Regions from separate parts of the Homo sapiens genome. Here region 2 is linked to region 1. Evidence: read pairs that join two places in POLR2A ChIA-PET (ENCODE). Cell type or tissue: PC-9. All regions are shown on one strand. Links, peaks and the distances in the headings refer to the core of each region. The heading gives the core; the rest is flanking DNA. Region 1 holds the start of MYH16 (myosin heavy chain 16). Region 2 overlaps KPNA7 (karyopherin subunit alpha 7).

Region 1 (2,914 bases), core at 142-2,641:
AAAAAAAAAAAGGTAGGTCCATCCCAGATGACCTGTGATTCACTCTATTTCTTTGTGGTCATAGAATTAGTAATGAATTCCTGTTCCCATCAGCAGGCCACCTGCAGCCCTGGACTGAAGGCAGGGATACCAGTTAGGGGCTGATGTGAGGGATCTTGGCCTGATTCAGCCCAGGGCCTTGGTGCACAGGAGGTCCTCAATAAATGGCAGTTGAGTGAAGCTGCAGGGAACAAGAAACGGGCAGATTCCAGCAACTTTGCAGATCCATGGGATTTGGAGACTAATGGGTGATTTCTGGTGGAGGAGGGAAAATGCAGGAGTCAATGACTGGTATGTCTCAGCCTTGTGCCATCTGGGAGGGACCTGGTTCCATCAGGTTTCACCTCAGCTCCCTTATCGTGCTGCTAAGCTCTGACCCCAACGTGAGTCTCCCTGCCGCAGACCACATGGGCAATGCTGGGTCTCGAGAAGGCACTTTGGTGTCTGAACAAGGTAGATCTGCTGGCTTCTATTCCCAGGCCCCACCCCTTCCCCAGGGAAGCCAGGTCCTAACACCTTCATTGTAACCCACTCAACCCTGGATTCTTTTCGCAGAATGGGCCTGAAAGTCATTCAGCAGAACGTGCACAAGTTCCTGCAGCTCCGTTTCTGGGGCTGGTGGAAGCTGTACAACAAGGTGAGGGCCGAGGGGCCAGGCCAGGGGGGACTGCTGCTGCCTATGGGCTGGGGGAGGGCTTGATCCTGGACAGAGATGCCCCTCGGGAGTGAGAGGCTGCAAGAACAGTTTGAAAATGAGGGCACCTTAGAGACAAAAATCTAGCCTCTGTCCAGACAGGGACTAATTCCTCCCTAAGAAAAATCATGGGGCGGGCACAGTGGCTCACACCTGTAATCCCAGCCCTTTGGGAGGCTGAGGCAGGAGGATTGCTTGAGGCCAGGAGTTTGAGACCAGCCTGGGCAACACAGTGAGACCCCATTTCAAAAGAAAAGAAAGGAAGAGAGAGAGGAAAGTAAGAAAGAGAGGAAAGGAAGGGAGAGAGGAAAGGAAGGGAGAGAGGAAAGGAAGACAGAGAGGAAAGGAAGGGAGAGAGGAAAGGAAGACAGAGAGGAAAGGAAGGGAGAGAGGAAAGGAAGGGAGAGATGAAAGGGAGAGAGGAAAGGAAGGGAGAGAGGAAAGGAAAGGAGAGCAAGTGTCTTTCTGCCTTCCATCTCATCCCTCAAAATAAAATCCACTTAAGATGGAGAGCGCCATACCACCCCCACCAAAAAAAGTGAGCTTGATTATTGACTCCTTGCCCCTGGGCATGTTGAGGCATCTTCAACTCCAGTGAGTTCTTGGCTTAGAGCTGGGGGAACCTCAGGAAATGATAAGGTCCGACCTCTCATTTCCTGTTCTTCCGAAACAGCAATGAGTATGGTATGTGAGTCAGCCAGGTGGTGGGACCCACAGAGGTCCCAAGCAGCCAGGCCACCCTCAACCAAGGCAGGAGGCCACCAGCCATGGCACTGCACATGGGTCCAATCATGCCTGTGCTGGGGCCACCATTAAGAGGGACATGTCTCTGGGCACCAGAAGAGGGAGTCAGGCACCAGGCAGCTATGTTCAGGAGAAAGGAGGACCCGCAGAGGGTGGGGACAGGCTCTGAGTCATCTCGGGTGGCCCTGAGTCCTCCATAGCTCACAAGGAAGTTTCTTTACACTCCCCCATGGGAAAGAACTAGCTAACAATCAGCACCCACCACAGATGGAAAGGGAGGAATAGTAAGTTCTGCTTCCCCAAATGTATCCACACACAGGCCGGCCCTGGAGGACCTGGGATTGGAGAGGAATCTAGGTGAGCATGTCTCAAAGGCCAGGCGTTGCCGGTGCCGCCTGGCTTTCCCCGCCTGTTCCATGACTCACCTTTCTTTACATTAATTCACTTTTTTTTTTTTTTTTTTTTTTGAGACGGAGTCTCACTCTGTCACCCAGGCTGGAGTGCAGGGGCACAATCTCAGCTCACTGCAACCTCCGCCTCCCGGGTTCAAGTTATTCTCCTGCCTCAGCCTCCTGAGTATCTGGGATTACATGCATCTGCCACCCTACCTGGCTAATTTTTGTATTTTTAGTAGAGACAGGGTTTTACCATGCTGGCCAGGCTGGTCTCAAACTCCTGACCTCAGGTGATCCACCCGCCTTGGCCTCCCAAAGTGCTGCTGGGATTATAGATGTGAGTCATTGCACCTGGCCTCGCTTTTTTATTTTGGAAAAAAAAAATTTTTTTTTGACACAGGGTCTCACTCTGTTGCCCAGGCTAGAGTGCAGTGATGCAATCATAGCTCACTGCAGCCTCTAACTCCGGGCTCAAGCGATCCTTCCACCTCAGCCTCCCGAATAGCTCAGACTATAGGTGTGTGCCACCATGCCCAGCTAATTTTTAATTTTTGTTTTTGAAGAGACAGGGTCTTGCTATGTTGCCCAGGCTGGTCTCAAACTCCTGGCCTCAAGCAATCCTCCCACCTCAGCCTCCCAAATGGCTGAGATTACAGGTACACAGCGCCCGCCCAGCTCATTTTTAAATTTTTTGTAGAGACAGCGTCTTGCTACATTACCCCAGCCAGTCTCAAACTCCTGATCTCAAGTGATCCTCCCCAGCCTCCAGGAATTACAGGCGTGAGCCACTGTGCCCAGCCACAACTTTTACTTTAAAAGGAAACTTTGTAGTCTTACCTGCTTTAATCTCATCCTAAGCAAATGTTACCCACAAAATTGTGGATTTGAGTTTTCATTTTTTAAATTGCCTATTAAAGTAACTATGTCACAACTCTAATCAAAGGGTGTCTATGCTTGAATGCATCTCACCAGATCCCTTGGTATACAATTAGACTCTGGGAAGACCCAGGCCAATGGCCTTTAAGGTTCCTTCTGAGCAAGA
Region 2 (2,914 bases), core at 219-2,718, 77 kb before region 1:
GTGAGACTCCATCTCAAAAGAGAAAAAAAGAACCTCCTTTTATACATAAGCCACATAGCTGGGCCGGAGCTACTTAAGATCCTAGTGTTCAACCGATAGCATTTTTCGGTATTAAATCAACATTTTCCCCTTTAAGGTGTTATCTACAAGATGAAATTTCTGTAGAGGCCAATGTAAATTAAGCAATTCATCTCTGACAACACATCGAAGCTTTTAAATTGCCCTCAAGGACAGTGTAGAATAGCAATTTCGTCTTTTAGATGGGCTAGCCTTTTCCTGTGTTTTACGGGCATGTTGCCAATGCCAAGAAACCAAATAGGCCACCGGCGCTCCAGCCATCACTGACGCTCATTGCTAACTATGAACCTGCAACAGCAGAAGTCTGTTTGGAGATACCTGGCTGTCTGGGTGGCCTGGAAACATAGGACTGGATCTGAGCTATTCACACCTTTGATTATTTCACCCAGAGTGAGGCTGACCTGCAAGAAGAGACACATTCAGGTCAGACTGTCTGCCAAAATGAGCTGTAAACATCACCTACTCTAGCCATCATCCATCTGATTAAAACAGCCTGGCTTGAACAGGATGTCCCATCTTGCATGCTGTTCTATATTTGGGGAGGGGAGAATATAGTCCACAGATCTCACAGATCTGTGTGTTCCTTCCCATGCTTAGGGGAGAAGTAATTCCTATCATTAGTTGGATCCCAAGAACATTTTTATCCCGTGCAGTAAGAATGTGCTAGTGGATACAAAACAAAATGGCAGACTAAGGACATCCAAAAAATTCTCTCCTCCACATAGGCAAAGAGAAAACTGACAAAAATAGAATCAACTTTTTCAGCACTGTAGAAATTGACCAAAGGCTTGCGGCCAATTGTTTTATTCAAGCCAGGAAGTGTTTATCCAAGAAAGACAGCTGAATCTCAGTAAGTAGCATGAGAGCTTTGTGGCATTTTGACTTGCCCTATTCCCACCCACCCTCAGCTCCATGGTAACCCTGAAAACCAACAGTCCACAATCATTGTGAAAAACCAACAGCCTCCCAACCACCAGAAGAGGCAAAATAGGTAGGTCCTCCTTTGGAGCCTCATTCCCAGAAAATTATTATTTGATCTGTCTGGTCATTCCCTGAAAGATCCCACTTACAGACTATTTTGACTCAGAGCTTAGTCAGTATGAAAAGGCTTTTCCCTAAGAATGTTCATTGAAAACAGAGGAAGTTGTTTAACTTCACAGCTACCTGAGAGGTTGAATAAGAGTTGGGATAAACAACAGGCTAACAAAAAAACTTGAAAGGGAATGTCATGTATAGGGCTATGCATATGCTTAAAAACAACAACAACAACAACAACAACAACAACAAAACTAAGACCCTCAGCTCTTCCCTCTCACTGACTTTGAAGCTCTGTGCAAACAGGAAGTGAAGGCTTACGTCAGAATTGTCAACTGCCTGGCTGAGTGGTGAACGCATGCCCCCAACACAGAGCTTCTTGGCAAAAATTGAGTGTTCTTTTCTTCGTGGTTCGAAGTGTTAAAATAAGTCTCTAATTATTAGTTGACCACTGAGCAAACCAAGCAGACACTGCAGCAGCCACACATCACAAAAAAATACAGATTTTAGATAATTAGCTCAAACTACTAAACGAGCACACCCAGCAACAACAGCAAACCCTGGGGCAATGGAAAATCTGATTTCTAGAGTTGTCACACTATTTTAAATGACTAGTTTTCAACAAAGATTGTGAGACAAGCAAAGAAAGTGTGACACACACATATACATATATATGTGAAAAAAGCAATCAATAGCAATAGTCCCTGAGGAGACCAGATGTTGAACTAGACAAAGATTTTAAATATAGTCAAAGAACTAAACCATGACTAAAGAACTAAAGTGCAACAATGCTGTCACACTAAATAGAGAATATCAGTGAACAGATATCAGTTATTGGAAGGAGCCAGATACAAATTCTGGAATTGGAGAATACAATAACTGAAACAAAAATTCACTAAAGGGGCTTAACAGCAGATTTAAGCAGACATAATAAAGCAGCAGTGAAGCTGAAGATAGGTTAATTGGAATTATCCAGTCTGAGGAAGATAACACACACAAGAGAGACTGAAGATGAAAATTGACAGATCTTTAGAGATCTGTGGGACATCATCAAGGATACCAACAAATGCAGAATAGGAAGGAGAAGAGGGAAAGAGGCAGAAAGTATATTTAAAGAGATAATGGCCAAAGAAATTCCCAAATCCAATAGAATAATTAGTCTACACATCTGAAAAGTTCAATGAGCTCCAAACGGAATAAATCCCAAGATCCAGACATATTATAATCTAACTGTTGAAAGCCAAAACTACAGAATCAAAAACATTGAAACCAGCAAAAGAGAAGCAATTCATGTACAAAGCCTCAATAAGATTAACAGCTGATTTCTTATCAGAAAGCATCAAGGCCAAAAAGCTGAGGTGCAGTGAGCCAAGATTGCAGCATTGCACTCCAGCCTGGGTGATAAGAGTAAAACTCCATCTCAAAAAAAACAACAACAAAAAAACTTTACCAACTTTACAAAAAAAAATTCTCACTCATTCTTAGAGGCTAGTATTACTCTGATACCAAACCAAGGATATTACAAGAAAAGTATAAGCTAATATCCCTTATAACTACTGATGCAAAAATTCAACAAAATAGGAGGAAACCAAATGCCTAAACGTATGAAACATATGGTCAACATATTGGTCATCATGATGAATTAGGATTTAACTCAGGAATTCAGGAGTGGTTTAACATGTGAAAAAAAATCAACATAGTACCCCGTATTAATAAAGGGGGGGGAACCCACATGATCATCTCAATGCAGAAAAAACATTTAATGAAATTCAACATACTTCCATAATAAAAAAAAACACTC

Evidence for each region. Peaks named below come from ENCODE experiments on the same cell type or tissue, not always from the same donor. Only the 100,000 strongest peaks of a DNase experiment are listed, where the experiment ranks them.
Region 2: POLR2A ChIA-PET joins it to region 1 with 8 read pairs; 3 of 35 experiments call an interaction of 5 or more read pairs at or near these places.

Annotation. Positions count from the first base shown.
Region 1 is chr7:99,272,748-99,275,661 of GRCh38, forward strand. It overlaps MYH16 (myosin heavy chain 16), which reads left to right and starts at 92. Exons shown (of 24, transcript NM_001431356.1): 1 at 92-330; 2 at 595-676. The coding sequence starts at 596. In PC-9, for the core only: CTCF peaks have their summits at 1,530 (motif pointing right) and 1,730; DNase peaks (open chromatin) are centred at 444, 1,394 and 1,594; H3K4me3 peaks cover 1,807 bases; H3K27ac peaks cover 2,500 bases.
Region 2 is chr7:99,195,688-99,198,601 of GRCh38, forward strand. KPNA7 (karyopherin subunit alpha 7) reads right to left here. Exons shown (of 11, transcript NM_001145715.3): 4 at 397-479. Among named protein-coding and RNA genes, the nearest start is that of KPNA7, 11 kb to the right of the region's middle. In PC-9, for the core only: no CTCF peak of the experiment used is centred there; no DNase peak of the experiment used is centred there; H3K27ac peaks cover 1,842 bases.